2 separate regions of the Mus musculus genome follow, and region 2 is linked to region 1. Evidence: chromatin contacts called from ENCODE Hi-C or POLR2A ChIA-PET data. All regions are on one chromosome and are shown on one strand. Each heading gives the region's core, a stretch centred on a gene start or an enhancer-like site at or near the end of the contact. The rest is flanking DNA. Distances are from core to core; before and after follow the strand shown. Region 1 overlaps Nav1 (neuron navigator 1). Region 2 overlaps Nav1 (neuron navigator 1).

The links. A loop is a pair of places that touch in the nucleus more often than their neighbours do. ChIA-PET counts read pairs that join two places held with the same protein, here RNA polymerase II (POLR2A).
Region 2: POLR2A ChIA-PET joins it to region 1 with 15 read pairs in Patski. The contact joins two enhancer-like sites. A Hi-C loop is called at or near these places in 1 of 37 maps with a recorded cell type or tissue (heart). POLR2A ChIA-PET finds 5 or more read pairs at or near these places in 3 of 5 experiments (Patski and embryonic stem cell).

Annotation. Positions count from the first base shown.
Region 1 is chr1:135,488,623-135,493,720 of GRCm38, forward strand. All of the region lies in intron 3 of Nav1 (neuron navigator 1), which reads right to left. Among named protein-coding and RNA genes, the nearest start is that of Gm32940, 21 kb to the right of the region's middle. Within about 2 kb of position 2,567, at least 1 of the 3 ENCODE cell types and tissues checked has a DNase peak (open chromatin) inside an H3K27ac peak, as active enhancers do.
Region 2 is chr1:135,531,608-135,536,705 of GRCm38, forward strand. Nav1 (neuron navigator 1) reads right to left here. Exons shown (of 30, transcript NM_173437.2): 3 at 742-1,107. It overlaps Gm32940 (a long non-coding RNA gene), which reads left to right. Exons shown (of 4, transcript XR_003948736.1): 4 at 1-1,366. Among named protein-coding and RNA genes, the nearest start is that of Gm32940, 22 kb to the left of the region's middle. Within about 2 kb of position 1,999, at least 2 of the 3 ENCODE cell types and tissues checked have a DNase peak (open chromatin) inside an H3K27ac peak, as active enhancers do.

The sequences.
Region 1 (5,098 bases), core at 1,317-3,816:
TTACAGATGGGTAGAAGTTGCAGGACAGGAGAGCCAAAGAGTCAGGTTGAAGTGGAAGGAATTACCTATCGTGGCTGCTTTGACTGCAGAGAAATTGTCTCTGAGATAAAATCATGTCTGTGAGTGCTCCCCGAAAGGCTCCATGCACTCATTCACCCCGGCAAACAGCATGGATGGCGCTTTGTGGGACAAAATGGAGGTAATTGGATTAGAGGTATCAATATGTTTTATTGGGAGTTTCATGTGGCGGAGGGTAATTGTAGGGTAGCAGGGGACAGAGAGAGAAGCGAGGATATAAGGGGAGACATGAGAGACAGTTTCCGAGATGGAGGTTAAGGCTTTGCCATGTCAGCTGGCGGGAGAGCACGCAGCAGAAAGCTGAGCTGTTCAACGGGAGTCTTCTTAATTAGGACCAACTGTGGCTGAAGAATGCTGATTCCGCTGGCCCCGACTTGCCTCGGGTTTCAGAGATTTCCTTTTCGCCTGCCTCAAGCCTTTCCTGTTCTCCTTCTTTGACTTCTTTCAAAGGGGCAGGGGTGATGAAAAAAAAAAATCAAGGCATTTTCCTGTTCAGATGCTCCCAAGCCAGGAAATTGAAAGTCTTCAAGAGTGTGATGTAGCTGGAATTCCAGTTCCAAAACAAAATGGGGGAAACTCACAGGAATGCCATCAAGTTCACCGTAAAAGGAGCCTGCTGTGGAACATGGGACATGTGTTTCTATCTCCACTCTGCTTTGCTACGAACGTTAAATTAGTGTTTGTCCTACCCTCAGTTTCCCCAAGTATGGACACATCATTTAACTCCCACTAACCAAAATGCTCAGAAAGCTAAACATCAAGAAAATTGTAGGGTTTGGGGCAGGGCAAGGTCATACTATGTATGAAATTCACAGAGATCTGCCTGTCTCTCCCTCCAGAGTGCTAGGATTAAAGGTAGATAGATGCACGCCATTAGGCCCTGACACAGACAATACTGCTTTGACCTTTTTTTTTTTTTTCCAAGACAGGGTTTCTCTGTGCATCCCTGGTTGTCCTGGAACTCACTTTGTAGACCAGGCTGGCCTCGAACTCAGAAATCCGCCTACCTCTGCCTCCCTCCCAAGTGCTGGGATTAAAGGCCTGGCCCTCTGCTTTGACTCTTGGTCAAGAAAACGTCTTCATTCTAGAAGTTGGAAGTTGGGTGGCCCCTTTTTTTCTGATGAAGCCACTCTATGCTGTAGACATATGGGAGGATGAACACATTTGATCTGGGTTCATAAGGTACTTCCTGCTGACCCTCCCCGTTCACACTCCCTGACGGCCTTCCTCAGGAGTTCACTGCGCAATTCCAAGGTCTCTGCTAAGGTGGAAAGGAGTGGGTCACACAATGTTTGTATTTCCACATCTCTCACAAACCAACAAGAAGTAAGAGGAATGTGACAATCATTTGAAATGTACAGAAATCTCAGGGAAGGGCCTGTGAGGGCTGGAAAGTAACTGTTTCCAGTTGGCCTCTGCAGGACATACGGTTTCTGTCCCACTGTCAGAAGCAGCAGGAAGGCAATCAAGAGGAACTTGGAGACAAATCGCTATGCTCCCATATAACTTTATTTATGGATATTAGAATATGAATTTCAATTTTTTGTTATGGAGGGGTGACCGGGAAGGGAAATATCATTTGAAATGTAAATGAATAAAATGATTAATTTTTTTTCATATGTCATGAGTCTGCTTTTGATTTTTTTTCAGTCACATACAGATATATATATATAATCATTCTTTAGCTTGTGGGCCATATAAAACAGGCAGTAAGGCAGAGCTGGCCCAGTGGACCTGAGACAGATCTGAAAAGACCCTGAAAGGGGTATAATGGCACACACCTGTAATCTCAGTGATTGGGGGCAGCGTCAGGAAGATTTGTCAAGTGTGAGACCAGCCTGGGCTTCATAGCAAAACCTTGTTTCAAGAAACAATCCAAGAATCAAACAAAAAGCTCTGTAAACCAGACAAACCCTGACAGAAAAGCAATGACTTCTTAGCTTTCAACTTTTTACCAGTCTGGAGCCCTTCTGACCTAAGCTGTCCACAAGTCCCAACAAGACTGCCAGGAGTGTTACTAGTTCCATTTGACTCAGGGACCAAGGGGTGGGGGAGGTGCCAGGCAAGAAAAGAAGCAAAGAGGCCTTAGTGTTGCCTGCACCTCACTCCGGTCCTCCAGTCTAGAAGCAGGTGACAGCTTGAAGCGGGATGGAATTCAAGCCTACTTACTTGTACCTCATGGAATGAATCATGTAAGATTGACAGGGACAAAAGCCCCTTTTAGTCAGAAACGCAAATCCTGCCACATAGACAGGTTGGAAGAAGTCATGTACAGTGCCGGTGCCCTGCACATGTTCTAGGTACACGTATGGCATCAGATAAGAGTCCTGGATATTAAATGGCTGTCATTCATCATAACCTGCCTCAGTTAGCGGAGTGAGTGGTAGGAGGAGCTGGTGGGACAGGATGTGGGCCCTCCATTCATACCCCTGGCTCAGGAATCCCTCACTAAGCGGCTCTGGCAGCCCCTCCAAGAGCTTGAGGCCAGGCTACTGGTGTGAACTGCTGATCTGGCAATAAACACCTAGACCCTGGGAGCTGCACTCTGAGGAGTGAGGCTTCCTACCACAAAACAAGCCAGCTGCCGGGCATTCCCTTTGCATCTCTCTCTCTCTCTCTCTCTCTCTCTCTCTCTCTCTCTCTCTCTCTCTCTCTCTCTCTCTCTCCCAGGATGTCCGTTTTCTCCTGTCTCCTTTCTGTCAAGAAGTCTCCCTCTCCCTCCCGTCCTCTCGCACAGTGCTTCCACACGCATGCATGGACAACATTACCAAGCTTCCTTGTTTAACCAAAAAATTTTGTATGTTGATTCCAAATACAGAGCTTGTGACTCATCCAAGCTTTTCTGCTAATAATTACCCTAATGCTGTCCACATTTAATTTACCAAAGAAAAACAAAATAAGGAACATTAAAAAAAAAATCAGCAAAATAGAAACAAATTCCAAATTCAAAACCTTTCACAAAAAAACCCTCAAGCCCGTCTGTGCAGACGTCACCATACTAAAGGCCAGGACAACTCCTGGGAGAGAGGAGGCTTGGGAAGGTAGGGTCTTGATTCAGTCAGGGGCAAGCAATGTGCCAGTCTGATGTATACCTAAAACAAGGCCATCCGAACCCTGGGGCTCACCATAACCACAATTACTGAAGTGTTTATTGCAAGTTAAACTATGTGTTTTCCATTTCAAAAACAACAGGGATAAACCAACCCACTACAAAGTACAACTGCTTCTCTCAGGAAGCCATTCCCTTGAGATGTCTCGGGAGACATTCAGAGAACAACCTTGGATGAAGAATGCCATTATAATACAAGTCAGATACAGGGATCACACAAAAATAGTTGGTGCCCTTTCTCTAAACACAGAAGGAGAAAAACAAATATCCCAGGCTATTGGAAGAGTTAGAAATGAGATAACAGATGAGGACACTTGGCACAACTCAGCCTGTGTAATCCCCACGAGGCTGACTTGGAAGCTTTGACCCCAGTGACCTGGGCTAGAGTTCTTCATCTCCAAAACTTCTGCAATCTCATTTAAATTCCATTAAATTTATCAAGGATATAAGCTGGCAGTGACCACAGAGATGGGGTTTGGGGGCACAGGATAATGATGATTTTCCTCCCGTTCTGTCCTCTCACAGGGGACTATAGCCCCAGCAGCCTCATGGGATGCTTCCGGTACTTTGTTACGGGGTAGTTTATGGATCCCTCAGCTGGCGGGCACCCTGATAGGATTATTCCAAGAGAAATGACAGAGGGAGGTAGGAGACTTAAGGACAGGCTTCCCTTTGTTGTTGAATTGCTTTTTCATCTAGATTCGACCGTCAAGATTTCCATTGTAGCAGAACGATCCACGTAAGTCTGAGATTGCTTTGTGGGAAGCTGCTGTTCTGTTCACTTAATCATCGGGCAGGCTGGGGTGTGACTCAACATTAGCCATTACTTATACCCAGCCAGTCGGGCTTAACCAACAGAACCTCTGTGTGGCTGGAGAAAGACTGCCGCGAGCCTATGGCTTTACCAAAATGTAAGATGGCCTGGTGGGAAACCAATTTAAATGATACAGAACTGAGAAGAGGGTACGAAGGAGCCTTAAAAGACCTGTGTATTGCACTACCCAGCACCCAGCATGCTAAAGCCTGGGTGATGGTTGCTCTAAATCCTGGAGTCCACGAAGCTGTTTAAGTACCCACTTGTTTATCTTTCTACTAGCTTGTATCAAATCAATTTTCTACTTCTCCACTCATTAATGCACCTTGGAAACCCAGTGATTGTGAAGGACTCACTGTGAAGACTATCCTTAATATGCTGCCTTTTTATAACCACCCATGGTACTAATTTCTGTTAAAAGAGCATGCATTTTTACATAATATAAAAATATATTTAGTAGGATGGCAAGATGTATGCTAATTGATGCAAATGTATTTTCTGTGATTATCACCAGGTATCATTATTAAAACGATAATTACTGTATGCTTGGCACTTAAGTTCGTCTGTCAAGCCCTCTGCTGGGTACTTAAATATACGTGCAGAGAGACATACAGGACATTAAAATTTTGTTTAACTTTCATATAGATCTTGAGATAAATATTTTATCCATAAGAGGACTGAAATGTAAGATTTCGTGTTTAAGGCTGCATGACTAGTAAGAAAAAAAAATACAAGCTTAATATAAAAATTGTCTGGTTCGTAACAGCACTTTAAATACTCCCAACATAAGACAGGTAACTGAAGTCAGGGGTGGCCACTGGGGGACATTCAGCGTCATTTCTGAGAGCATGAACAGGCAGCGTTCCACTGCCACTCCACCTATGCAGCTCTAGGGGCTACTTGCACAGAAACGTGGTCTCTGGGTCAAACTTTATTTGTATCTCCTCTGTCACTTCTCCACCGAACCTCAACAGTCACTCACTGCCAGATTTGTGGCATTCAGAATTGTGAAAAGGCAAGGAGGTTAGTTCCCAGACTTCAAGAAGCCTGCACACCAAAACACAATGCGCTTGAAGCAGTGGCATGTTCCTAGTAAC
Region 2 (5,098 bases), core at 749-3,248, 42 kb after region 1:
AGAGATACACCAGAGAAGTTTCCAGAACCTTGCAGCACTCTGGACTCGGGGCTTGAAAAAGTTGGCCAGAACACCCCAAACCCCAACAATTCAAACGCTTCCTGTCCTCTTTTCACTTCCAAGATTGCCATGTCTGCCCCAGCTGTCTCCCCAAGTCTACCCTGTCAGAAAAAGATAAACTGGGCATCCCTGGGGGGTCCAAGGTCAGGAAAGAAGGCTTAATAGGGTGGGGTAGGAATAGGGTGTGGTGTTATGGGTAGAAGGATTGCAGAAGCAGAAGTCCACCAAGGATATAAACCAAGGGCCAGAGTGGTAACCCCTGGCAGGGGAAGTGGAGTCACCACCCCGACTCTTGTCTGACTGGCCCTTTCATCTAAATGTCACTTTCTCTTAGCAGGCAGAAGGAGACGACATTATTCACCTGTTTTTTTGCAAAGGTGGAAGCAAATTAAGTCATCCACAATCTACCCAGTTTGCAGAAGAGCTGGCCCTCAGATATGTCCCCAAGTCTCTGGAGGACAGGCTCAGGGAGAAGGGCTTAGCTTAATGGACCAATCAGCTCTTCCGTTTCCAGCCCCACCTACCATACACATCTAGAATAAGCTGCAGCTGGTTGCAGAAGCAGTCACCTTAGGCACAGCAGCACTCTGAAGATGTCTTTTATCATAGCACAGTAACTCTATCCCCTGCCACCGCCCTGTTCTCCCACACCTCCTGCACCAGCCGGCCTCTTGTGCTTACCCCGTTGTGATGTCATCGTCTTCTGTCATGGTCTTGCCCATGAGGTCACTGTCACTCATGTAGCCGGATTTGAGGTCCACCTCGTCAGAGTCCAGGGACTCCACCAACTCCAGGCGAGAGATGTGGCTGAGTTTGCTGGGGCTCCGCATCGGCATGGTGTGGGAGTAGTGTGCCCGCTCGCCATGCATGTACCAGGCCGGTGGCCCCTCGGAACGACAGCTCCCCCCAACAGAGGGTGCGTCGCCAGCCTGCAGCCGGGGACTAGACTGGCCGTAGCGCCAAGAGAGCGGAGAGGAGCGGTTGGAGAGACTGGACACGCTTCGGGGGTTGGCGTCATCGCTGTCGTAACAAGGCATCTCCAGGGAGCTGCAGAGAGAGCGGACAGCACAGACTTAGACCTCAGCCCAGCCACCCTGTGCCCTGTTAACTCACTGGGATGCCCCACTGTGGGGCCTGCTAAGTGCATGTTCCTTTGTTACAGGGTATCTCAGGCTGTCAAGGGACAATGATCCTACTAAGTATCCAAGGCACGGATCCCATACTGAGCCTATCCTGTGAGTGTGGCTAGTGTTTAATACCCTTTTTGGTCATTTTTTTTGGTAAATAGCTCAAAGAAAGAAATTAATCTTGCTGGCCCACTGTTTCCTATCAGTGAGACAGGATAATGCCTACCTACCCTATGTAGAGTTGGGAGGACTGTAGCCATACAGATCTGACTGGGCCTGACATGTAGGTGCTCACTGAACCAGAATGAACTAGTGAGGGCTGGGGCTGGGGGTGGGGTAGAGAGTGGAGGCTGCTGGTTCAGAGCTCAGAAGACCTCGACTCTCCACTTTGTTCAGGGTGGATAGACAAGGTAGCCATCACCTCATCTGTCAATGAGCGAAGGACTAGCTGATCCCCAGGTACCAGATCTACGTAAACGTAAAATCGAATGTGGAAGGTACAAGTTTTTAGGAACCTTGGATATTACAGCAGGCCCCAGGAAGAGTGCTCAGCCATGAGCCTGGACATCAGAGGAAGCAGCAGACCTCCCGCCCCACCCTCAGCCCCCTAGGGAACAGACATGGCCTTCACCAGGTAGAGGACCCAGGAAAGCAGATGAAAGAGGTACAGCAAGATTCAGGGTCACAAGCCTTAAAGCCACTAGGCCAGGCCAAGGAAGCCACAGGCAGGCTAATACCAGAGGGCCTGAGGCTAGGGTCCCTGGGTCCTTCTCCCACAGGGCCAGAGAGGAAGTATGGCTGAAATCTGGCAAGAATGGTGGTCAGGGTTTTGGTTCAGTGTAGCACCACCACCAAGCCTAGCAATGGCGCGGCTCCAAATTCTGTGGCTCTTCTCTATCACAGGGCCTGACTGAAGTCAGACAGGGTTGAATCAACGACACGCGTGAGGTATGTGGGCCACCACAGCTGGGTAAACTGAGGCAACCAATGGCTGGACATGGCGTACACAAAGCAAAAGAGTCTTTGATCTGTGATCACTTCTCTTTCACGGGGACATTAGTCACAGGCCACTGGGTTTGTTTGTCTGTTTGTTTTTATGAAGTTGCTTGAAAAAAAGAAAAGCTCTCCCAAATGGTTTCTATTGAGCTGGAGAAAATGGCCTTCCTTCTCCTTAGCAGAACTGGAGGAGTCAGCGGTCCTGGGAATCAGCATTGGGGTTCTTGCAGCTGACCCACGGGAATGAGTGATGTCCTGCGTGCTCTCCACTGGCCTACACCCACCTTTCCCTGTGGGCCCAACAGTCCCAGCATCCTTTGCAGTTCTGCATCAGCTACTAGTTAGGGTTGGACCTCAACACCATCTCCATCTCCTGGGGGACAAAGGAAGTTCCCTGATGTCGGGGAAGCCACGGTCAGTCTGGTTGCTCACCTCCGTATTCTAGCACCTCATGAGGGAGGAGGCAGACCCAGGATGACTGTGCTGAATGTGGTAGGGACTGTCTCACCACAGATGAAGGTCAGGGCCTCATGCAGTAAGTACTTAGCAAAAAGAGGCTAACTGTGAGATGATGATGATGGTGGTGGTGGTGATGATGATGACAGAGGAGGAGCAGGAGGAGCAGCAGGAGAACATGGGGGTACACGGGGGAACTGGCTTGGGTACTTGGCTTCCAACACAGTAGCAAGCACATAAGGAAGTGAGGGCCCCCCACTCACCTCTGCCCCTGGCCTACCCTCTGTGTTACTCTCTGAACAGAAAACGCCTCTCTCCTATTTTGAGGCTCTATTTTGTTGTTGATGATTTTGTTTTGTTTTGTTTGTTGTTTCTTGAGACAGGGTTCTCTGTGCAGCCCTGGCTGTCCTGGCATTCACTCTGTAGACCAGGCTGGCCTCGAACTCAGCCTCCCCAGTGCTGGGAGTCGAGGGATGCAATATAACCATCCAGGTTTTTGCACTAAACCCCATCTCTAGCTCTCAGAGGAAAAGGTTTCTAGCTCACAGCTGATCTTCTGACCTGCAGCCCGAGCCTGGCCCCAGGCTTGCCTCTGGGGTATGGGAGGGGGGAGGTCAGTTTTGTTTCCTCTCCTCACCATCCCTACCTCAGACTTTTCTCACAGAGGGAAACATAGCTGCAGAAATAGAGGATGTAGCCTGAACGTCAAGTTTCCAAAAAGGAACTGAGTCTAAGTCACCCTGTGAGTCCCAGGGGGAGGGTGACCTTGGCAGATGCACCCTTAAACCCCCAAGGCCTTCGGGATGAGACTGTGTTGGCTCTGAAGGCTGGTGCCTCATGCTGTGTAGATAGATGCAGAGCTGCCCACATCAGCCTGTGGGGTCCAGCGTGTGTGTCTTTTCCCCCCAGTCTTTTCTCTAGTTTAGGGGAATATTGCTCCAAGGTACAGGGAGAGATTGATTGATAAAAAGCACTTTAAAAAGCAAAAGAGCCGTAAAAGTCAGGACACTGGTGTTTGGGTTATCCAAGTGTGGACTGGAGCTAATGTAAACTAAAGGCTAAGAGAGGAAGTGACCCGGACGGAGTATACAGTAAACAGAAGACCCAGAGGCCTGTTGGTCCTTTCTTTTCCATAAAGGGAGGCTGGAGCCAGAGGCCCCAAGGCTCTTGTCTCAACCAGTCAGCTTTAGGCTTCCCGACTTCCCTGGGGCCTCAGGGCAGGCATGAAGACACCAGGAGGCTGGAGCAGCTGCCTCTGCCCTGCTTCTGGGGGTGAGTCATTTGGGGTGTGACTCTTATAGCAGCTCAGCAATTCTCAGCTCCTTTGGCACGATCTTGGCCAGTGACTTGGCATGGAGAGATGTCCCAGAAACTTCCTTGGATAGGGGAAAGATTTGTCTATAGGGGGCTAAACTGTTGGATAACAGCTGAGTTAGAGCCTCCACTCTATCTCTATCTGGATTCCTATTTAGGGCTTGTGGGATGGGCAGGGGCTGTACCAAGGCTCCTGAAGCAACACAGACCACTTTCCCCTTACTTCCCTGACTGCCTCCTCCTAGTCCTCAGAAAGATGCTTAGGCATCTGGGACTAAGAGCCAACTCTTTTCTTTCTTTCTTTCTTTCCTTTTTTTTTTGTTTTTTGTTTTTTTGTTTTTTGTTTTTCGAGACAGGGTTTCTCTATGTAGCCCTGGCAGTCCTGGAACTCACTCTGTAGACCAGGCTGGTTTTGAACTCAGAAATCCACCTGCCTTTGCCTCCCAAGTGCTGGGATTAAAGGCGAGTTTCACCACCACCAGGGTAAGAGCCAGCTTTTTCAAGTCAGGGATATGAGTGGGCCTGTAGGGGGTAAGGGGAGGAGAAAGGTCTCAACAAGAAGCCCTAAGGCCAATGGATGAAGGCTCCCAAGGCCGAGGTTCAGCAACAGTTATGTGCTCCCACAGAGACTGCAATGATGCCCTAAAGGTAACAGGTCCTCTGACATTGAAGGCATGAAGGTGTGTCTGGATACTCCTCTGGCTGGCTGTGCCCTGAGCTAATAAAACTCCCTTTCCCCATGTCCCAAATTTGCATTCAGTTTTCTAGCACCAGGAGACAGAGAGGAACCTACCTCTAGTTCAACTGAGGAGGCTTCTGGTTCTTAATAAACAGGCCCTCTATGTCCATGCTCCACGATTTCCCAGTCTTGGCTGCCTGCTCACCTCCCCCCTCAGAACTCAGCTGGGCCCTCTGTCCCCCTTAGAGCTGACAGTATGAGCTCATCTGAACAGCCCAGGGAAGCCCAGAGGAACTGAATGGGAAATTCTGACTCACGGAGGGGTTGGTGCCAGAATGCTGCTCTTGGGGAAAAAGGCTGAGGGAGGGCTGTGTACCCTATAGCTGGGGGCTTGGGGGTTTCTGTAAGGGCTGGGGGAACAAGAGGGGATACCACTGGGTTGATTTTCTGGGTACCAGTATGTAGA